Linked DNA regions of Homo sapiens: all the other regions are linked to region 1. The links are chromatin loops, found by intact Hi-C in ENCODE. Cell type or tissue: sigmoid colon. All regions are shown on one strand.

What was found. Hi-C counts contacts between places; a loop is a spot of excess contacts. Peaks named below come from ENCODE experiments on the same cell type or tissue, not always from the same donor. Only the 100,000 strongest peaks of a DNase experiment are listed, where the experiment ranks them.
Region 2: a loop joins it to region 1, with 3.0 times the contacts of the local background. A loop is called at or near these places in 5 of 110 quality-filtered maps.
Region 3: it touches region 1 in a loop (2.3-fold over the local background); 3 of 110 quality-filtered maps call a loop at or near these places.

What each region holds. Positions count from the first base shown.
Region 1 is chr2:8,000,763-8,008,762 of GRCh38, forward strand. LINC00299 (long intergenic non-protein coding RNA 299) reads right to left here. Exons shown (of 9, transcript NR_034135.1): 9 at 7,009-7,997. Among named protein-coding and RNA genes, the nearest start is that of LINC00298, 28 kb to the left of the region's middle. In sigmoid colon, no CTCF peak of the experiment used is centred here; DNase peaks (open chromatin) are centred at 3,059 and 3,659.
Region 2 is chr2:7,433,715-7,441,714 of GRCh38, forward strand. The region is part of intron 4 of LOC100506274 (a long non-coding RNA gene); the gene reads left to right. Among named protein-coding and RNA genes, the nearest start is that of LINC01871, 290 kb to the right of the region's middle. In sigmoid colon, no CTCF peak of the experiment used is centred here; a DNase peak (open chromatin) is centred at 3,077.
Region 3 is chr2:8,530,961-8,538,960 of GRCh38, forward strand. No RefSeq gene overlaps it. Among named protein-coding and RNA genes, the nearest start is that of LINC01814, 49 kb to the right of the region's middle. RefSeq lists cis regulatory regions at 3,691-4,693, 4,716-6,908. In sigmoid colon, no CTCF peak of the experiment used is centred here; DNase peaks (open chromatin) are centred at 3,891, 4,321 and 5,341; H3K27ac peaks cover 954 bases.

The DNA of each region.
Region 1 (8,000 bases):
CTAGTCTGGTTAACCTGCTAGGTTTTCGCTACTAGTCAACAAACTGGAACATGATAGGTGGTTAAACCAAACCCAAACCAAACATAAATCAAAACTCTTTGATTCCTGGTCACTGTTAAAGGTCAAATGTCTCCTTATAGCAACAAGCATACATCTGTATTGAAGTAGCAGGCAGAGAGCTTGCTGACTGTGATTTCAGCTGCTTTAGGGGGTATAATTCTTTTAAGACAAACTGCACTACACAGTATTATCATCAGGATTCCAAAGTGCAAGGAGACCTCCTTGAGTTTGGCCTTGACCAGCAGGTGGCAACAAGCATGGAGATGGGTTTCTGTTTGGGTTGGCGACTTGTTTGGTTTATGTTTCTTTGAGTTGAGTTTGCTTAAATGAGGGAGGATCATGGTGGAGATACCATATGTAATGACAAGGACAGCAGCCTTAGAAGGCAGATGCCATTATTGTTCCCATTTCACAGGTGAGAATATTTAAACTTAGGAATCTAAGTACTTTCCCAAAGACACTAGTCTGGTCAGTAATAGAGTGGATCTGTGAATCCAGCTTTGCCTCACATGCCCAATCTCTTGCTCTTGGGCATGACTCAGTTCCCTGGAGCACATTATAGCATTTCATGCCTCTAGCCAGGCCTGGGCTGTGCTGCTTTGACTGGTTAGAACACCCATGGCCTATTTATCTGCTATTCTTCAAAGCCCAAGTCATATATACTCTTTTTCACTTAAATGTCTCTGGTGGCCTCAGACAGAATTATCTGTTTCCCCATTTATGTTCCCATAGACTATTGTGAGTCCTCATCATTTGTCTGGAACGTGAGGCGGGTAGAAGTGAGTGCCATGGAATGAAGTTGCTATGTTAAGATCAGAAAAGGAAGGGATTTCTACACCATGGTAAATAACTTACTGTGTAATTGTTACAGCCTGAATGTTTGTATTCCCCTTCTTCCTAAAATGTATATGTTGAAGCCCTAACCTCCAATGTGATGGGATTTGAAGATAGGGCCCTTGGGAGGAAATGAGATTTAGAGGAGGTCATGAGGTCCAGGCTCCTTGATGAGTTAGAATCTATAAGAAAAGAAAGGCCATGTGTGGTGCTCACGCCTGTAATCCCAACACTTTGGGAGGCTGAGGCAGGCGAACACCTGAGGTCAGGAGTTCAAGACCAGCCTGGTCAACAAGGTGAAATCCCATCTCTACTGAAGATACAAAAATTAGCCAGGTGTGGTGGGGAGCGCCTGTAATCCCAGCTACTCTGCAGGCTGAGGCAGGAGAATCGCTTGAACCTGGGAGGTGGAGGTTGCAGTGAGCCCAGAGCATTCCGTTGCACTCCAGCCTGGGCAACAAGAGTGAAACTCTATTTCAAAAAGAGAAAAAAGAAAAGAAACAGAGACCAGAGGTCCTTCCTCTCTCTACGTGAGGACACCATGAGAAGGCAGCCATCTGTAAGCCAGGAAGAAGGCCCTCACCAGGAGTCAAATTGGCCTTGAACTTGGACTGTCCAGCCTCCAGAACTGTGAGAAATACACGTTTGCTGCTTAAGCCATCAGGCAGTCTATTGGTGTTCTGTCACAGCAGCCCCCACACACTCATAATACTGTAGTAAAATGAGCATGCAGGATGGATTGTAAACCAGAAAATACCATGGTCACACAGTACCAACAGGTATTCCCAATTTTAAAAGAGAAAACTACACTTTTTATTGTTATTTATTTATACAATTACAAGCATCAACAAACATTTCTGTAAAGAACCAGAGGATACATATTTCAGGCTTGGATGCAGATCCACAGTTTCTGTCTGTGGGCTGCAGGCCGTGGTTTGCCAACCACAGTATAATAAAATAGACTTTCAAAAGAAACTTATAATTTCTCAAACACTTTTGTTTGCTGGGTAGACATCCAAATAATTCTTTTTGCAAGAAATTGATTTAGGTATCATTTTATTGCAGATATAACTGATTAGACACATATGCAAATAACTGTAAACAGTGTGATTTAGCCTCCTTGTGAGGGAAATACACTAAGAACCCATTGCTGTTAACGCATAGACCAATGCATGTGTATTAAGAATCTCTCAAATCTCAAAATTGACGTTTCAGGGGAGCCTCAACTCCCAGGGGGCTCAGCCTCATTCTATAGAAGTCACCAACCCATTATCAAAGCCTCACGCTAGTATCATTTTATAAAAATAGACAAGAGAAAACAAGATCCCACATGGGAAATGCTGCCGCCACAAGAATGTGATCGCCTCTGTCTCTGTTACCTTCTATCTAAAAGCAGATATTGCTGTGGGATCTTTTTCAAAAACTTCTCATTTCACATGAATGTTTCCCCCAAGCGCCCTCTATTTTCAGCAAATCTCAAGGATGTTTTGCTTGCCTTGGGTCAAAGAATCACTCTGACTTGTGTAAATGAAACATTGACCAGGAAAAAGGGAACTGATTTTTATTTGTCGCTTTAAGGCAGACATTGAACTAGACCTTTTGTCTTTATTCAGGTTTGTATCCTGCCCAACAACTTATTGCGGTCATCACTCTTCCCCTGAATTTATAGATAATGAATTTGAGCCTCAAAGACTTTCCAGGCCACACATCTGGTGTAACAGCTGGGTATAAGATTTAAACCCAAATCATATATTCCAAGGTATATATCTGTTTTACCCCATCAGATTTTTTCTTTCTTACGCTTAGTGCTTTTATCAGAGCTCCTCTCCCATCCAAAGCAACCCCTTATCTCTGAAGCAGAATCACTGTCTGCAGGTTTCACATTAACGTGGATTCCTCCTTCCCTTCTTCTCCAGCAAAGCATCCTGAGTAGAGGGGGCTCGCAGAAGGAAGCAGAAGAGGCGCTCCTCTGGTGGCTCTCCAAAGTGCACAGAGCTGGGATATGGCAGGGATGGGGGAGGCTGGGGGACCAGGGGGTCAGGCAGCTGAAACTGATGAGGCAGCCCACCAGCTATGTCAACAGAGCAGGGCGCCGGAGTGTTGGAGCCCTGGGGCTGATGGAGCCCTGGGCTGCGAGCCTGCCCACAGAGCCGCCAAGTCTAGACTCCAGATGTGTGTTCACCGCTACCCAGCCAAGTCAGATCCAGCGGGTAAATATTCCTACCAGATGACAGTGGGCTCAGTTACAGCAGTGATGACAAAAGACAAAAATAGGAACAGAGTGAATACCAGGCACTGCTGCTGCTCCTTGGGGGAGACAAACACACACTCACACACACACGTGCACACACACACTACATACCTCTCCAAGACGCTATTACGGCAGTAAATCGTATATGTTCTTATATTTTCTTGCTAAGTCGAAATAGTTCCAAGATGAATTGAAGGCTATTTAAGTAAATTAAACACTTAAAATGAGCTGAAATTGGGTGCATGAAAAGGACACAAGCAATTTACCTTCTGATTTTTAATCTTTTGAGAGATAGAGAGCTGAGAAAAAGACAGAAAGCAAGTTTTTAAGAAATTGTTTTAGAATACAGAGCAATGAAATGTTCATTTGTTTGGAGAGTTGAGAGTTGCACAATTTTAAAGAGACTCAAGATAAAACTGCATAATAAAAATCTAAAAATAGATCTGTCTTCCAGCTTTCTTCAGGCCAAATGTTTATCACTATCTCCCACACCAGCCCTACCCAGAGAGTCATCAACTGTGTCACCTCGATTACAGCTAGTTCTGATGACGTCATAGGCTGATTTCAAAATGTGGCTTTCAAAATCTGCCTCGAGCAATTGCAGGGAAAGAACATAGGTTTTCAATAATTCCCGAGTTGTAATATCTCTTTGCTTAAAATATACTGACACCTGGTAGGAGGTAAGGTTTCACTTCCTTGTGAAATTACAGCCTTCCATATATCAGAGACAGCAGCTGAAAATGAATGAAATGCTAGAATTTTTTATGAACTCCCTCACTCCATTCACAGTATCCCAGGAGACATTTAGGTAATATTATAGACATCGACACTTTCACTGTTCTCTTACTTTACTTCTTGAGAGGATAGGATTTTATTTGGGGGGAAAATAGACCCAGAACTGGAGTCTAGATCATCCCCTTTAGATTAAAAAAAAGGGTGACCCCTGACAACCAGGGAAGGCAATTACTACTGACCAATTAACCACCACTTTCCAGACACTTCACTTACTTTATCCCCTGTAATTTTCACAAGCAGCCCGAGAAGTTAAGTATATTATAGAATAAACAATTTCCACAGAGTCACAGAGATGGTCCGTACAGAGCTGGGATTTGAACTCATTCTGCCTGAATCCAAATGGAAATCTAACATATGCTGGGGAAAGGATCTGGGTAGAATGACAGGCTCCAGTGATACTGACCACGCCATCTTCTGGATAAAAATGCATTCTTTTCTTTTCTTTCTTTCTTTTTTCTTTTTTTTCTTTTATTTGAGACAGGTTGTTGCTTATTGCTCTGTTTCCCAGGAGTGCAGTGGTACAATCGTAGTTCACTGCAGCCTCCAACTCCTGGGCTCAAACAGTCCTCCCAGCTCAGCCTCCCCAGTAGCTGGGACTGCAAATGTGAGCCACTGTGTCTCTTAAAACTTTATTTATTTATTTATTTATTTATTTTATTTTATTTTTTTTTTTTTGAGACGGAGTCTCGCTCTGTCGCCCAGGCCGGACTGCGGACTGCAGTGGCGCGATCTCGGCTCACTGCAAGCTCCGCCTCCCGGGTTCACGCCATTCTCCTGCCTCAGCCTCCCGAGTAGCTGGGACTACAGGCGCCCGCCACCGCGCCCGGCTAATTTTTTGTATTTTTAGTAGAGACGGGGTTTCACCTTGTTAGCCAGGATGGTCTCGATCTCCTGACCTCATGATCCACCCACCTCGGCCTCCCAAAGTGCTGGGATTACAGGCGTGAGCCACCGCGCCCGGCCTTTATTTTTATCTATTGTGTGTGCGTGTGCGTGTGTGTGGAGACGAGGTCTCGCTATGTTGCCCAGGCTGGTCTTCAACTCCTGGCCTCAAGTGATCCTCCTGTCTCAGCCTCCCAAAACACTGGGATTACAGGTATAAGCCAACACACCCTGTATTTCTAAATGTAAATTTTCTCATATAATTTGATGAGTCCATAAAGTACAAAATCTTTCCATTCATTTTCAGATGAAAAATAAAACTATATCTGCCGGATTTGCTTGAAGGAAAAATTAACAATACATTGAATCTCAGCTAAAAACAAACAAACTCAATAGTATATCATAGATTCAGTACAATCATAGGTCCTCTGACCACAGCTGGCTACATCATTGACTTAAACTTCATAAAAGCACCCAATTTAAATCTGTAATAATGTATCTGAGTCCTTCTCTTATCTCAAGGTCATTATAATACAGCCTCATTTCTTATTATATCACATCAGAGTCTCTAAAATTCAAACTATTTAAATTTTATTTTATAGTCTATACATATAATTTTTATTATTTATTATTCAATTTTTTTATTGATTGGATACTTAATGAAAGGAAGTACATGCTACCCACTTTTCCTTTATTTTTGAAACAGAAAATTTGAGTCACCCAAAGAGGTGAGAAAGATATGGAGGCTGTCCAGATGGTTCTGTCCTTGGCCTTTTTTCTCTGCTTTCACATCATCCAAGATTCCATTCACTGTCATCATTTCAGCCACCTCTGCTATGTAGTAAATGTTCCTGATTGTGCCTTTGGCTGTAGATATGTGTGACAGTTCCACCCTTCACCCCAGGAGGGACAAACCAGGCTTTGCCCCTTCCTTCCAATGACCCTCACTCCTTCCTCTCCTCCTCCCCTGGCTTCCCCTTGCCCTCCTCTCTCTTCTCCTCCATCCTTCTTTTCCTCCTCCCTCTGCTCCCCCTCCTCCTCCTCCTCTGAATTCTCTAAGGACAGCAAAGCCAAAGCTGGCTACCCTTCTCTCTTGCTCCACTCATCTAATCAGTTTCCAAACCACACACCCTGCCTCCTCTCTGCCCCCTGACCCGCCTTTCTCCTTCCCTGTGCCATCACTCAGGTAGAGGCTCACTGTTCTCCTGGGGTCTATACTACTTACTTTACACTGTTCTGCCCATTTCCTGCCTTTCTGCATTCCTTTTGCTTGACATTCTCCTGTAATTGGCTTTCTATTTGTTATGGATGGCATGTGTGTGTGTCCTCCACAAATTCATATGTCAAAACCCTAAGCTCTAATGGGATGGTATTAGAAGGTGGGGGCATTGAGAGGCGATGGGTTCTGAGGTTGGGGACCTCGTGGTGGATGTGTGCCCCCATAAGGAGAGACAGGAGAGAGCTTGCTTCCTTTCTCTTTACTGCCTCTACCATGTGAGGATACAAGGAAAAGAAGGCCATCTTCAAACCAGGAAGCAGACCCACCACACATTGAATCTGTCAGGACTTTGATCTTAGCCTTCCCAGCCTCCAAAGCTGTGAGAAATCAATGTCTGTCATTCAAGCCACCCAATCTATGGTAATTCATTATAGCAGCCCAAACTGACTAAGACATCATTGTTCTTCCTACAAAGGAAACGCACTTCATATGGCTTTTAGGCTTTGTATGCACCAGCCCAGCCTCATCTCCTGTCCCAGTGGCCAAGCTGCAGTCAGAGGACCTTCTTTTTGTCCCTTGCACTTGTATGATTTTGCCTCCACAGAGATTTTGTTCATGCTGTTCCCTCTGCCTGCATTGTCCTTCCCTTCAATTTGGCCTTGGCAATTACTGCTCATCTGTCAGCTCTTGCTTAATTGCTAATGCAACGAGGAACATGTTTCCTATGCTCTCTGGCTAGACCAAGCTGTCATGGTGCTATGGGGGTCTCCTCAGTCATCTAAGTTGCAGCTTTTCATGTATCCATGTTATTTGATTTATGTCTGTCTCCCTCATGATATTATAAACTACGTGAGGGCAGAGAACTTATCTGGCTTTGCTGGCCGTTGTAGCTACTGTTCCTAGCACATGTTCTAATAGATGAATAAATGATCAATAAATATTTGTGGACAGAAGGAAAGAAAGATGGTAAATGAAAAAGAGGGAGGTTTATTAGTTTTCTATTGCTGTCTAACCAATTACTGTAGACACAGTGGCTTAAAGCAACACAGACTCATCATCTCAGTTTCCATGGGTCAGGACTCTGGCACGTGTTCGCTGGATACTCGGGTCAGCATCTCACAGGGCCAAAGGCAAGGGCTCAGCCAGCTTCGTCCTGTTGTGGAGACTGACCAAAGAAAGATTTGCTTTCTTGCTAAAGGTCAGCTGGTGGCCAGAGCTCATGGAGGCTGAGTTCAGTTCCTTGCCAGGTGACCCCACCCATAGACCCTCTTACTTTTCCAATTACTCTACTTCAGAAAGGGTCATTTTAAGCCTCCTTAAGGGACCACCTGATCAAATCAGGCACACCTGGATAATCTACCTTTTGATTGACTCAAAGTCACCTGATCAGTAAAGTAATCACAGGAGTGATAACACCATCTTCACGGGCTCTGCGGGCAATCCAAAGAGGGGGTCACGGGAGACATGCACCTCCAGAAAATGAGATCTTGGGGAACGTCTTGGAACTCTGCTGCCCACAGAAGGACGTGAGTTGTGGCAACCAGACAGGTGAACATCATTGCTCCTCAAGGTAGGATGTTGGTTAGAATAACAGACTTTCAGAACTTTGCCACATGCTGGTTGAGAAATGTTGAATAAGTTAGAACCTTTCAAAGTCTTCATTTCCAAATACATATGATTATAATAGCAATAACATCTTCTTCAGGAGTTTCTATGAAAGATTAAATGTCTTCAGCCACAAAATGCTTTGAGCGGTATCCCTGGGACATAGGACATATCCATGAGAGGGACCTATCTCTGTTGGGATTCTTACATGGCTTTTGGGAACAATGGATCCAGGATTTGAAATGCAGATTTTTCCCGGAATACCTAGAACATATGGTCTCCAAAATTAGAGAGGCAACATCCAATCAGCAATATATTTCTGTGGGAAAAAATCCCCTTGGAGACAGGAAGCTA
Region 2 (8,000 bases), 570 kb before region 1:
GGGGCTAGTCTTTTATTTGTTTAAAAATAAATTTGTAATGTGTCTTATGATGACATGAATGCTCTGGAAAATAATTTAAAAAATAAATTTATTCACATATATTTTTTGAAATAGATGGTGATCAGAGAAGGGCTCATAACAATGAGATGACATCTGAGCAGTGCCTTGAAAGAAGTGAGGGAATTAGTGAATAGCTGAGTGGAGTGGGGGGTCATTCTATACTGGAGAACGATAAGTATGAATGGTTCAAGGTGAGGTTGGAGAAGTGATACAGGTTCAGATGACTTAAGCCCTTGTAGCTCCTTGAAGGATTTGAGATGGGGGCCATTCATGGTCTTCACACTCATTGCTGAATGAAGTACAAGATTGAAAACTGAGCAGGCTCTTTTTTACCACCTCAGCTTAGGAGTGTGCAGTGGATGTGGGGGTGTGTTGCTCATCACTCCCCCTGAGGTCTGAGGTATTTATTATCCCTGTTGTTGAAGTGTCGGGTGGCTCCCCGGGACATCCCTCCCCATAAATTTCTCAGATAAAGAAAGCCATCTAGCACAAGGAAATGTCCTCTCCCTAGAAGCTGCCCACTTCTAATGATGGCTGACATGGGAGGAAAAAGACACAGCTCATGCCTCCATCTGGAACAATTCTGAGATGCGATTTCACCTCCAGGGCCCTTGCGGGATCAGCTAAGGCTCTGCTGGAAATGAATCACAGTTCAGTTCAAGTCTTCCCTCTGCCCAGATCTCCACCTCTAACTCCCATACAGGTGAATTCCTGAAGGGCTGGCCCAATAACCTCCCATACCAAATCTGTGACTCGATTTCCCAGGGAACCAAAGACAAGTGGTACATTCTTATTTTTTTTCAACAAGAAGTAGTCACATTCTCCCATGTTGGTGAAAGTGCGATGAGAAATGCAGTCTGTGTGCCTGGAAGAGAAACCCCATTGGCGAGCATTTACAATGTCCGTCATATGTCCCTTTAGATATCTACAAAGATACTAAGTAAGCAAGTTGATGTATGAACCCAGACTTCAGGAAGTATGTCCAGACTGGAGATAGTAATCCTGGGTGGTATTTAAAGACATGGAACCAGGTGGTATTACCTAAATGCAGGTGGAGAAGAGAAGAGATGCAAGAACTGAGCTGTGGGGCACACCGATACTTACAAAATCCAGGAGATAACAATGAGCCCGGAAAGGAGACTGAGAATTTAAAGATGGGCGTATTCTGTGTGATAAAGCTCCTCAGTAAACGCACTAAGAGACTCCCACACTTGTACACAAGGAAACATGTAAAATGGACACTGCAACATTTCTTTTTTTGTAATACAGAATAATGGAAATGATTCAAATATTCAGCCACATAAGAAAGGATAAATAAATCATGGCAAAATCGTAAAGTGACATAGAATATAGCAGTTAGAACCTGTGGGCTTGCATGGCGTGTGTTGATATGGATAAATCTCAAAAACTTAATGTTGAGTGAAAATCCAGGTTTCACCAGTATCCATTTAATATGCTACTATTCATAGGAAGCTTTAAAAGCATTCAAAATACACCCTAGATTGCTTATGGACACACACTTGTGTAATAACCATCTGCACATGCGATGCTGTACATTCTGCAGTGGGGGAGGGAATGGGAGTTAGTGTGCATCCTGCCTGTCATACATGCTGCCCTTTGCTAGCCTTGTTGTTGCTGTTGTTGTTGTTTTGTTTTGTTTTGAGATGGAGTTTACTCCTTTACCCAGGCCAGAGTGCAGTGGCATGATGTCAGCTCACTGCAACCTCCGCCTCCTGGGTTCAAGTGATTCTTCTGCCTCAGCCTCCCCAGTAGCTTGGACTACAGGCACGCACCAGCACGCCTGGCTAATTTTTGTGTTTTTGGAGATGGGATTTCACCATGTTGGCCAGGCTGGTCTCAAGATCCTGACCACAAGTGATCCACCTGCCTTGGCCTCCCAAAGTGCTGGGATTACAGGCGGGAGCCACCATGCCTGGCTCCCTCGTAATGTCTGAGGTATTTTATACAGAAAGACACCTTCCCATCTTACTATTATAGAGCCCCTCAAATATTAACAAAGTCAGCCCTGTTAGGTGTCATTTGTAACCACAAATTGAAAATCACTGGTAGCCAGTACCTTTGATTCACTTGTGTGTTGCCAATACATCATGATGATTACAGTAATAATAATGAAAATGATTGTAATGATGATATACTCTTTGTTTAGCCTACATTGTGGTGGACACTTTGCCAAGCCTTCTGATGCATTATTTTATTTAATCCTCTGTAGGATACCAGAATAGAGAGATGATTATTACTCTTATTGTGCAGATGAGAAAACTGATGTCTAGAGAGAATGAATAAATCCCATCTTTCACAGCTGGTAAGCAGCAGAACCAGAATCTATCCCATCATTGTTTTCCTCTAGAGAAAATATTCACCCTTGAGAAGCTTCACCCTCTCTCTGCACAGTGTGAGCCTCAGACCATGTGTTCGGTTATTGTCTGTTAACTAAAAGTGAACCACCAGAACTGGAGGTGCCTGCAAAGGCCAGCAGGAGTAACAGCATGCGTCTGACACAGGTCCCAGAGAAGTTCTGGCTTCTCTTCTTTCTGAAGTACTGAACCACAGAGTAGTAGCAGAAATACCGTCAAGCCTTCTTTCCCATGTTCCCACGGCAGTGAACCCATTCGTGCTCTGAACACTTTCCATTCCACATATTTCTTCATAACAGAAGGTGTCAAAATGCTCCATGCTTCCTCTTTTGGGGAAATTAACTTAATTCAATTGAACTGCACTTATAATCACAGACGGGAATGACCTCAGAGAACTTCATTTCAACCCTCTCATTTTACAGTGGAAAGGAAAACCCCCAAATTTAAGTGACGTCCTTGTTCCATATAGCACCCTTCCTTACTGGAACCCAGCGACTCTCAGTTCTATTTGCAATGGAGAACCACCTGGGGAATTTGAAAACATTCTGCTGCCCTGGCCACATTTCCACATACTCTGATTTAATTGGCCTGGGGAGGGACTTGGCTTTCGAACTGTCTTCATCTCCCAGGTGCTTCCAATATGCAGCCATGGTGGAGAACCTCTGCTTTTTGTCTCCTTCCCTGGCACATTCACATAAACACATCTTTGATCTTGCTGGCCCAAAGAGTAATGACTGAAGCTGTGAGCTTATTTTACCAACAGAAATGGGACTGGTTGGGAACAAATTGGGCAATGTTTGCTCTTCTAAAAACCCTCTGAGGTTGTTCTTAGGAGACTTTTCCCCCTATTTTTCCATAGACAGGTCTTCTGATATGTTAGGTTTTCTTCAGTGCATTTTTTGAGAGGTAAAGAAAATAAAAAAACATTGTTTTTATCAGCCACAAATGGAATATATTTGGGAGTAATGGCAGCTCAGAAAGTTAAGGATTGGATTTAGTTATATTTTAATAATCTGTAAAAGCCTAGCTCCAGCTAATAGAATGCATATTTTATTTAAAGCAGGCATTGTCAAACTTCTTCTGTAAAGGGCCAGATAGTAAACATTTTCAGCTCCACAGGCCATATGGTCTCTGTTGCAACTACTCAACTCTGCCATTGAGGTGTGAAAAGCACCCACAGATAAGACATAAACAAATGGGTGTGGTTGTGCTCCAATAAAACTGTATTTAGAAAAACAGACAGTGGGCTGAATGTGGCTCATGGTCATTATTTGCCAACCTCTAAAATGTCAGATTAGAAAAAGTACTGTTTGATGATGCTCCAACTCTAACAAAGGCCAAAATAGAATTTAAATGTTTTGCTTAGATGGTGGGGGTTTCTGAACTTAAGAAAAAATCCCTAATGTTGTTTTAATATTTGACTCGGGTGTCCAAAAGCTTGCAAGACCCCAGTAGAAATTAAACAGAGTTTATTTCAGTGCCTTTTGAGCATCTCTGTATCTTTTTAATACATCCTACCTTTGGTGCTATTTACAAATGTTTCTTTTTTCATCTTAATAAAAATTTAGCAGAAAAATCTGCTAAACCCCAGAAGCGTCAGATAATTACTTGGAAAATGGAAAGGCAGTGAACACTAGTCATTTCATAATTTCAATTTTATGATTACTTTATTACAGAAAAACTTTCATAATAGTTGCATCATTTGAATCAGTTTTCGGTTTCAGCCCAAACCACGGGCACTTACGAAAACCTACCCTAACTTGATTTAGGTCTTCGAGCAAACCTAGAAAAATACTTACTAGAATGAAAAGAATCCTTAATGTGTTCTAATCATTGCTATGAGAGGTTGGAAGGCAGGCAAATGCTTTTCCTTTGCTGTTCTCTCAGCTTATAACATCCTGCCTAATTCTAATAGCATCTTTCAGGAATAGAGGAAGATGGCATTGAAAGTTAAGTGTGACTTTCCACTGCAACTCGGCAATGACCACTCACTTTTGCATTAATAATGAATGAGTATCTAAAGGTTAGTGAGCGAATGTAGCAGAACCAGCCAGAGGGAGTCATCAGGAGGCATCCCAGCTGAAATACACTGTGCAAGCCTGGGAGGAAAGAGGTTCCCCTGAAAGGCACTATCTGGACTGATGGGTTTTCAGGGAGCCAGTCATTCACTAAACCCACATAGGCTGGGAAGCAGATAAAGAACTGAGGCTGCAACGTAATCAGATGGGATTTGGGAACAGAAAGTCAGATAATACCATGTCTGTCTGGACCTTAGACCAGGGCTCTAGAGAGTTCTCTGAGTAAAACGGCAAAGTTTGAGACTTTTGCAGGACACTTTCAACTCTCAGCTGCCTTCAACTCCTTATTGTCACTTTTGCTTTGTTTACTTTACTGCAGTTTTCATTTATGTTTTCTCACACCTGTAATTCCAGCACTTTGGGAGGGTGAGGTGTGTGGATCACCTGAAGTCAGGAGTTCAATACCAGCCTGGCCAACATGGTGAAACCCCGTGTCTGCTAAAAATACAAAAATTAGCCAGGCGTGGTGGCAGCCGCCTTTAATCCCAGCTACTCAGGAGGCTAAAACAGGAGACTTGTTTGAACCCAGGAGGCAGAGGTTGCAGTGAGCCGAGATCACACCATTGCACTCCAGCCTGGGTGACAGAGCAAGACCCTGTTTCAAAAAATAATAAATAAATAAATAAATAAATAAATAAAAATAATAAATAAAATTTAGGCAGCAAGAGTAGGAGGTTTGATTGTGTGTCTGTTGCTTTAGTCTCAGGAGCCTAATCAGCCAGCCATGAACTCATGGTTATAGGGCTACAGCATTCCTATGACTTTTAAAGTCCTAAGATTGGTTCAGTCAACAACCCAAAAAGACTAATCATAGTGTGAAATATCTACTTCCTGTGAACTGTACATTGTCATATTTCCACTTTAGTGCTGGGGAGCGCTAAAAAAAACCATGTTGGTGCTAAAGAAAATACCTTCTTCTTCATGTCAGCAGGGAAAGTTTGAAAATTAGCCTTGTTTTCTACCAGCAAACTCTATTCATTTGTTCTTTCATTAAATCCTATTACTGAAATTCTGCTGGGTGCCATCACTGTACTAGGCATGAGGAATACAGTGGTTAGGAAGATCCTGTCCCTCTCCCAAGGAGTTCCTAGATAGGTATGGAAGGATGACAAGAAATAAATAGCTACCGCTATTATGAGTCGCATGGTAAGAACAGGGTGCTGGGACAATTCATAGCAGTGAGTTTCTCCCAAATCTAGGAGTCAGAGAAAATTTTCCAGGCGAGTGATATCTATCTGGAGACTAAGAGGATGAAGATGTCTTTGTTTTACATCTGAAAATTTATGTCAATTTTATCAGCTGATTTGAATTTTTGAATGAGGATTGCAACTAGAATAGATTGTTGGTTTTTACATTAACTCTTCCTCTAATAAAGTTGCCATTTTTGTCCCATCACAAAGAATGTATATTAAGTAACATTATATGATTTTTAAGAAAATCATGTATGATTAAGTAATATTATACAATTTTTTAAAAAATCATATATGATTAAGTAACATTATACAACTTTTTGTTCAAGAAAGGACAAAAACATTACTGGAGAAACTAAGCATCTGGTTCATCCGATGTCATTAGACACTAGGGCCTACAGATAAGAAAATGATGATGAAGAAATGGCAGAATTTCCCCTTGATGATGGGAGGCTTGGTCAAGGCCAGGAAGACCACTATGTAGGGACCGTGTGGAAGAGACCTTCAATACTCTGACTCACTCCCCAACTAACATAACTGCTACTGACTGCTGGCACCATATTTTAATCAAACTTTTTCAAGATTCATCCATCCATTCATTCAAAAATATTTTTAATGAAATATTTCAATAACAACTGAAAGTGAAATGGCCCTTTAAATGGAAGAGCTCATTTTTTGTGAGTGAAGCAAACAGGAGAGTCATTCCCATCAGGGTGTCAGGACCATTCGTGGTTGGCATATGTCAAGTGTTGATACTCAAAGGTGGGCAGAACTAACTCAACCTGAGAAAACAGAAAAAAGTTCCAGATTCAGGCAGGTGGGGAAGAGAAAGAAGAGCATTCTGTTTGGTCCGTTCAGGATAAGCCCAGTGAAAGGACAGGATGTGCTTTAGAAAGAGCGAGCAGCTTGGTTTCTTTAAAACATTAACGTTCTGGGAATAAGGATGGAAGGACAATTTGAACAGAATGTGGGGACATTTTTTCACTTTTGGGGATTTTATGCTTTGATCAATTTGGAATTACTAAAGGACTTTGACCAAGGCAGTGATTCAATTAGTTTGTCACGTAGAAGATTCTTCTGCCAATACAACGGTGAAGGGCTGACCACAAAGACAATAGAGACAAATGTGTGTGCATATGTTGGGGTAGGTGGAGAATAAAATTCAATTGCTCTGTTGAGAGATAGTGCATTGAAAGGATGTATTGAAGGCAATTTTGGGAATTAAAATGTTCAACATTACTTGACCTGTGAAATGTGGAGGTCAGCATGAGGAATCAAGAATTATTATCATTTTCTCATAGAATACATGTTATGGCACAGGGGAAGCCAAGAGAAGCATGTTTAGGGGAATATGTCATGAGATACAATAATCTTAGGTGATGGGCTTCTTGATGTGCCTCAGCTTTCATCATGTATTTCTTCTTATTTCCTTCACTCAGAAGCTGTAATTTATGCAAGCTTCGACTGACTGTAATTCACTTACTGCTCAATGAATATTCCTCTGAATGATCTGTAAAGGCTATTTTGTCCAAAAGCTGTGTCTGGGACAAATGTGATAGTGTCAAGGGATTTCATTCTGGACAAATGCATAAGAAAAAAATTTTAAAAGCTGAACACGCCAAATTTCTTATGATAAAACATTTCTTTAAAAAATAGGAGAAAAAAGTACAACGGCTTTAGAAATACCAGGTGAGGGATGTGTGAACTGATGAGTCTGTGGCTGTCACTTGCCCGTTATCACACGGTAAAGTGTCAGCAATGCCTCCACACCAAGTTAGACAAAGAGAGCCTTTAGAACCTATTCTAATTACTCTAGAGATGCCCACAGAAGGCTGACTCTGCACTCTGTTGATTTATTTGAGTAAAAAAATTAAGTGGTTCAGACATAGGATGGATATATAAGATCAGTCTGGGATTAGCTCACTGCACTGTATTCCTTTTCCTGTGTTCATGGGTCACTTGAGCCAGTGGAGCTCTGTCTATAAGAAGACCTTTGTGCCTAGGGCTGAAGCATGGGGAAATATAGCATGTTCTCCTGTTTTCGATCATTGTGTCCCATCTTAACTGCAGAATGAGTGTTGGAAAGAAATTCTGACTTTGAATTTATCACAAAACACCCTTCAGTGTAGGATCCCAAATACTCTCTGAATGATTAAATAAATAAGTGAATGGATATCTTTCCTCCTGGAATGAAAATGGTATTTAAAGTAGACCTGGGTTTACCTCCCAGCTCTGATCTTGATTAGGTGTAAAACCAGGTGCAACCTATTTGACCCATCTTAGCCCCAACTTCCTCC
Region 3 (8,000 bases), 530 kb after region 1:
TGGCTCCTGAATGCTAGGGGGTCCTGGGCTGGTGAGTTTCTAAAGGAAAAGGATTTCTCTGGACGGAGGGCTGTGTACTGCTCTGCATTTGTAGGGGAGATCTTTTATACCAGTGCCCCCCCCCCCCCAACCCGCCATGGTGCGTGCCATCTGCACACCCACACAGGGTCCCACACACATCCAGGCACCGGGAGAGAGGGCAGGAGGAGGAGGTAGAGGAGACGCGGGGCAACGATCAGGAAAAGAGAAACACAGAGGGAGACAGTTCAAGAAAGTGAGAGACACAAAGGAATGGAGAGACAGAGAGAGGTGTAGGCTGAAAGAATGAGAAAGAATGGGCTAAAAATAAAAAGACAGAGGCACAGACAGACAGATAGAGGAAAGGAGAGAGAGAGAAAAAGAGAGAGAGAGAGCAATGGGAGCATATTGCTTTTCCCCTGTGTCGACATTTGCACACATGGTACAAAAGCAACAGTGCAGGAAACTGCACAAATCAAGGAAACGGGCAGTGGCACCAAACCATATTAACAGTCACTGCAATCTCCCCTGCCACACACATCAGTTTCACTGAAGAATGCACTTGATGAAGCAGGAAAAAGCATTAATTTCATTATGTCTCTATACTTGATGACATATTTTTAATATTCTGTGTGAGGAGATGGGAAGGACACACACACCCTTCTACTATGCTCTGAAGTGAGAAGTTGACTACAGGAAAAGCACTTATGTGAGTTACAAGCTAAACTAGCCACTTTTTTCATGCATCATCATTTTTATTTGACAACTGACAAACTATATTTCTTCAGACTTAGGTATTTGGCAGACATCCTCTTGAAAATAAACAAAGTAGGCCTGTTCATTCAAGGCAAACAACTGACAGCGTTTATTGTCAACAACAATATCTAAGATTTCAAGTGAAAATTAGAATTTTGGGAAGCTTGTACTTGACTGAGAGCACTCCAAGACTTTTCCACAGAGATTGATGCTGATATTAATTATGGCGGCTTCTGGATATTGAACAATGAAATGTGTCAACATTTGGAAGATCTTCATAACTCAGTAAACCGGTAGTTAACATGACAATGTAAAATCATGCATGGACAAAAGATCTATTCAAAGAACAGATAAACCAACAGACATTAAGAGTACTTAGTCCTGAGGACTGGATGCTTCTCTGGAAATGAGAATAATAACCTCCCTTGTAAGAACATGCTAGCAGTGTCTGACATGTCATAGACATGTGATAGCTTCTGTTCTTAGATTACAGAGGTGGTAAATGAAGTATCACCATGGCTCTACCCATCTAACTTTAGTAGGCCCCCTACCACCACACACACAATTACCATAGCATGCTCCCAATACGATATCAGCTCTTTGCACTTGGCTGGGCTGGCCTGCTACACCCCAGTGCAAAGTGGAATTTCTTCAGCACATTGATCATCTTGTAAGCATCTTCACTCACAGCTCAGTAAACAGCCAACATTGTCCCAAAGAGTAGCAGCCCTTCAAGTATCCGGTCATGTGTCTAAAGAGCTCCATATCCATGCATGTGTGTGTATGTTTTTGTTACTGAAAGGGCATGGGGGGGGGCCACGTCTATACCGGACTACAGAGAGTGAAGCTGGCATTTAAAATCTACTATGCTTTAGCAATTGCGAAATATGCAATGCATCTTTTATTTATTATAGTCCCCATTCTGTATAAAAAATAAATTTGTGAAGTGATGGATTTGTTAATTAGCTTGATTTAATCATTTCACAATGTAAACATGTATCAAAACATCACATTGCACCCCATAAATACAGACAATTATTATTTGCCAAGTAAAAATGAAATGGATAAAAATGAGCTTGGTGGAGCGCAGAGCTGGCAGCACTGTGCTCAGCAGCTTAGCAGCTTGCTCACCCCATTCCACGAGGGATCTGGGAAAGGCCCACACTGTGGCTCTTAGAGCTGACTCCCAGCCCAGCAGCCCAATCTGGCCCAAACAGAGGGTATGGCCCTTACCCTAGCGTCAACTAAAGAGAGAAACCAGAGCATTCACCCATCTCTTTCCCCACCTTTCCCCAGAGGTCTGGAATATAGATTGTGCTTGAGCACACAGGACATGGTTCTGTCTCAACGGAGCCAACATCTTGGCCTAGCACAGGCCACTTTGTGACACTCTGTCTTATCCCCCAGGAGCACAGCCACATGGGCAGAAATCAGGAAGAGACAGCCAGCAAAACACCAGGAGCTGGGGCAGACCTGGAACAGTCTCCCTCCCAGGACCAAAAGGAACCGACCCTGCCTGCACCTTGATCTTGGACTCTGGGTCTGCAGAACAATACGTTTCTGTCGTTGACGTCACTCAGTTCAGGGTACCATGCTGTGGCAGCCATGTAAACTCATAAATCCTGCCAGAAGCTATTATCACACCTATTTTACAGGTGAAGAAACTGGAGCTCTGGGAGATTAGGGACTTTGCCCAAGGTCACTTGGCTAAAAACTTACTGAGCTAGAGTTAGCCTCTCTTTTCACAGCCCCTCAACTGTGGGTGTCTCCACCATCTCCCTGGCCCCGCGTGAATAGGCAAATGGTGATTTCTTCACCTGTAAGCTCTGAGGTGAGCAATCGGGTTTTTTTCTAGCCTTAGCACAAAGCAGAGCTTTAAGATGATAAACCTACTTTACCCTTGACAAACCCCAAGTGTGGTCTTGAAGGATGGAGCCGATCACCTACAGGTTTAAGGAGCCACATAGAGAAAGGGCGAGCATGGGGCTCCAGGCCCCAGGTTTAAATCCAGCTCTGCCTTTCTCCAGCCGTGGAAACTCAGCACGTTTCTCTGTATCCCAACGTCTTCATCAGTACTAGGGATGTTAAATTTGTGGGAAGGATTATATCAGAGCGTCCAAGCTTAGGGTGTGCTGTGGCATGCAGTCGATGTTGAATGAATGACTTTGTTACCATCATCATTATTACTGTGCTTTCTCATTACGATACCAAATGTATTCACGATAAAATTAAACTCGAAGCCTCTGCCCCAGGACCCGCTACGGGCCTCTTGGAATCACCTCCCTTATTCATGGAGAGAATGCTCAGGAGGATGAGGAGGGAGACCCAGGGCTGACCTGGAGGGGAGGTGGACAGTGGGACAGCAGTCCTCCCACAGGAGCCAGGCCCCCCTCTTCCACCCACCTCCTCACCACCCCATGTGGCTTCCTTCTCAACACTACCAGCTAGAAATGGGACTTGGCTTTTTAAACTCAGCCCCGATGTGGTCACACTGGAGAAATGCATGTCCGCTCTGTCAGGACAGGACACGCAGGAGGACCAGGAGAGACACTCCCAGGCTAATGGGCATGAGCCCTGGGTCCAAATCTCAGCAAGAGGACCCAAGAGAAGACCCAAGGGAGGCCTTCTTCCCCAGAGTCAGGGCTTCTTCCCTGCAGAGAGGGCTGCAGGTGCTTCCTATCCTGTTGGGTCCATGAGTGGCTGCTCAAAGGGACGAGTTCTCGTGGGGAGGCACTTCTGTCCCTTGTCAGGTTAAGTCCTTCACCGGTTCCCACCCCGGACAGGACAGGGCGCACTAAAGCTCCACTGCGTGCATGACAGCCTTCCTGGCTGTGGACCCTCTCGCCCATTCCCCAGACCCCTCTGCAGAGTTCAGGAGTAAGGAACTCGGCGGCATAGCCCCACTGCAGGCGGGGGTTGGATCCCAGCCACACCACTGGCCATGAGCTCAGGCACACCGCTGGTCACTTGACCTCCCTGAGACTCAGATGTTCGGCCTCTGAGTAGGAAGCATCCAGGGCAGACCAGCGAGGAAATGCAATTGACCCCTGACCAGACTCCCAGCCCCACAGCCACCCGCTGCGGGATCTGCAGGCTGTGGAAGGAGCTGAGTCAGGGGTGCTTGGGGGGATGTGTCGGGAGGGGAACCTGCACCCTCACTGGCGGGGGTGGAAGGGGAGGCAGAGGCCAAGGGCTGCCGTCAGGCACCGTCTCAGCAAGAGAATCAGGAACTAGAGCCCCCAGCTGTGAGGGCCCTGTGAGATTTCTTCAACTTTTGTCACTTCCCCACTTTTTCCCCTTTGGTTACCACCCTTCTGCCCGGCGTGACTGTTAATTAACCCCTTACAGCTGCAAGGGCTGGCCTGCAGGGTCAGCAAAGACAGGAGCCAGAGGACAGCCCCACCCCAGCCCAGGCCAGTCCCGAGATGGGGCCAAGCCAGCAGGGCCTAGGTCCAGGCTGAGCGGGTGAGGGGTGGCCCAGGCCTGGAGCCACTGCAGCCAGAAAGGTCCTGGGCCCCCAGCCACCCTCTGGGTAAGCTCCTGGTGAACGTCCAGGCAGGCCTGGTTGTGCAACAGGCCCCGCTCCCAGTAAGTTGCAGCAGGGGGAGGAGATCTCAGCCTGCAAATGCTGCTTTGCTGGTTATACTCTCACCTCTGGCTGGATCCACCCAGCTGCTTCCATGTCTCCTCCGCTCCCAGGCCTGGGGGAGAAAGCCCAGGAGGGAGGCGTAGAGCGCCAGGCCCTTGTGGCTCCCCTGGCTCCATGCAACTGAACTCAGCCCCAGAGGATCTCTGCTCTGACTCGAGAAAGTCCAGGGAGAGGAAGGGGGCTGAGGAGGGGAGCAGAGCACACCCCAGCACATTCCATGATTCATCTGGACCCAGCGCATCTGCCAGGGTCCATGCGTGTGCACGTGTGTGCATTGAGGGTCGCACGTGTGTGGTACTTTCGATCTGAAAACACACAGTATCTCTCCAATCCTCACAGCAGTCTCATGAGCAGAAACGTTTGTGTCAATACACAGATAGGGACACCAAGGTTTGGACTGACTCAGTGACTGGTGGGGATTCTCACGCAGCCCGGGGGGCTCCCACAGTGGTCCCTGCAGAAATCCTGGAACTCTGCTGCAGGTGGTCACGGCTACCAGGCATCACCAGCCCATCTCTGAGACTTCCACACACGGAGGTTTACTAGTAACTCATTTGCATATCTGCCCCTTGCTGGCAAGATCTCTTCCCTACCCCAGCTCGAAGGCTCGGTGCTGCCATCCAAGCCAGCTTCCTGTGTTCTGTCCAGAGCAGAGGAGAGAGAACCACCCACCCAACACCCTTCGTGTAAAAAGCCGTAATCCTCCTGTGCTTGCAGACTTCACCACCAGCCTGCAGCCTCACCTTCCCCCAAACTTCCCTCCTGGTTCTAATTTTTCAGTCCTTTACTCATCTCTGGGGGAAGCGGCCCAGGGGGCGGGAGGCACGTGGGAGGCTGAGAGCTCAGTGTTGAAGTCGGCGGCAGCCCCGGGCTTGGGCTCACCCAGCAGTACCCGCCCCACTGCTGCCTCGGAGAGACAGAATAAGATCCACATCCTAGCCCAGTGCCAGGCCTGGGGAAGGTATGAGACGAACAGGCCCAAACCAGCCAGGACCTGGGCAAGCCCCTCCGGCCAGTGCCTCTGGCCCTGCAGGGCACTTGACCCCCCTCACCTCAGCCCCGTGAGTCCAGATCCTTCCTCCCTGGGCAGACCCCTTCCCACCCACATTGGATGTCCTCTGCAAAACATCACACATCATCTGTTCTCCATTCCTGGAGATCATGACACCATCACACAGGCCTGGGCCCCCAAGACATCACTCTGAGCCCCTGCTATATGTGATGGCCCGTGGAGGCCCAGGTCCTCCGCCTTGTCATCCAGAGAACAGGACTAATGTTCCCTTTAGCTCCTGGTTTGGGGGTGGGGGAGGTTTGTCACGCAGCGAAGAGCAACGGCCCAACTGAACTCAAGATAGGTAACATCTATCACTCTCTGCAATCTGCAAGCTCGTCACTCTGCCTGGGAAGATTAGATTAGTAAGCACCCGGTCATCGGAAAAATCCAGCTCCAGATACCTAATATCTTGTTTTCTTCCGTCTGTGCCCACAGTGTTTGTGAGGCTAACTTGGCTGGCATTTTTTCAAGTGTAGAAACAAAGCAGGCAGCTTTCTCCTTTCCAGGCAGGGCCTCCCCGACTTCAGTCATCTCCCACCCTTGACTCTTCCCCAGACACCTCCTCCAACCCTCTGAGTTTTCCCAAATGGGGCCCAGGCCAGACTCCAGCTATGTCTTGGGGCCCTGGGCACCAGGCTTCCCCTCCCTCCCCTCGTGTTTGCTGATCATTGTCATCAACCCTGGGTTTTCCTGAAAGAAGCACAGCCCATGTGTCTCAGGGTCCTTCTCCCATCTCCTCTTGGCCTCTTGGCCTCCTGGTAGGCTCCACACAGCAACACCAGCCCCCACACATCCTGACCCCTACTTCCCAGAATCGGTCATTTGGCAGGATTTGAAATCATCACTGCTTCCAGGCCTGTTTGCCTGTCACACTCTTGGGAGAGATTATTAAAAGCATAATTTTTAAACAGACAAGAGCAAAGCAGCCCCTTTGGCTAGGGTCTGATGGCTACATCACACCCTCTGGAGAGAAGTACGGCAGTGAAGTTCTGCAGGCGACTCCTGCCGGTCTTGGACGTGATGGGAACTCAGGAGGTCACAAGGCCCCTCAGCCATTCAACCTGACATCGCCAAAACTGGAGGTCTCCTGGGAAGCTGTCTTTTTCATCTCCGTTCCAGGAGCAGAGTAGGACTTGCTTTCTAAGCTGGGGCTCCTCAGATGGGGCTGAGGCTGCAGAGGGTTGGGAGAGCACGAGTCTGGGCTGGGCTGTCCCTTCCTCCCACCCTGGGCCCTGCCACATCACTGTCAGCTTGCCAACACCCCCTGACCTGTCTGTCCACGTGGCCTAAGCTTTCCTGTCTTTTCAAGCCAGTCTTAACCTAGGATCAAAGGGTCCAACTCAGGCAGAGACTCACCTCTTGTAAGATACTGCCTCAGGGGCGTGACTGCTCTTGGTGAAAGGGGAGAAAGTGAAGGGGGCTCCTGCATGGGTGGCAGGCTAAACTTGCTGATGCCAGGACTCAGCTGCTCTCAGGGAAACACAGGACCCCAGGCTGAACATTTTCAGAAAGATCCAATCCAGCCAGCCAGCCCCTTCTGCTGGCAAGTCAGCTCCCAGGGCCTGGGCTCCCAGGGAGAAAGGAATCCAGAGACCTTAGGCAGAGAGACATCAGGCCAAGGGGGGACCGAAAATTTTACATCTTAAAAATACCTCAGCTCTTTTCTTTCTCTGGTTGAAGTTGTTGAGTCTTCTGCAAGTCAACTGCAAGTGAATGCCTGGACCAATGGAAAATGCTCGGGAGGGCCCCAGCCAGGCTCCCACTGAGCCCAGCTCCTTCTCCCTCAGTCTCCTTCTCTCTGTGTCTCTCTGCCAGCCCCCACCCTCTCTCCTCTCTCCCTGTCCTGGCCTCACTATGCTCCCTGTAGGTGTGTGCATTTCTGTCTTTGCTCTCCTGCTCCATGTCTTTCTATCTCTCTCCTTTCTTTCTACCCTCAACCTCCCCTTCTTAGCCTGGAGGAAGCTGTAATTTAGGGCCTCTTTCCCCAAATGAATCTCTCAATATCTACAAATGTTAACTTCATTAATTTGGGAAGGATTTATCAGCACAGAGGTTAATTGTCTTTCCCTGACATGTTTTTACTGAATACATCTGGGTGACAAAATTAATTTCCTCATTAGCTATTTTTGAAAGTGGAACAAGCTGAGGGGAATCAGTGCAGGGGGAGTTTGTGCCATGTGAGCTGTTCCGGGCTCCCCACGATCTGCCTGGGTGCTCCCTCCCGTCAAAGGTCACGGGGGCCTCCCGGGGGTCTGAGCTCTGCAGGACATCCTGGCTGAGATGGGGTGGAGGCAGGTCTCTCTGGGCCCAAGAGCTCCAGGGATGGGCCTATGCCAAGTGGAGCGACCCAGGCCCATCTGCTTGCCCCAGACCTCTTCCTTTCCCGTGTGGGAAAGCGGCTTCTTGGTGGGACACCCAAACCACTGCTCCTTTGAACAGACTAGGAGACGCAGACAGAAACAGAGATCTCCCAAACAGCCCCAGCTCAAGAGCTGTTCAGCTGGACCCAGGAAGCCAGACCCA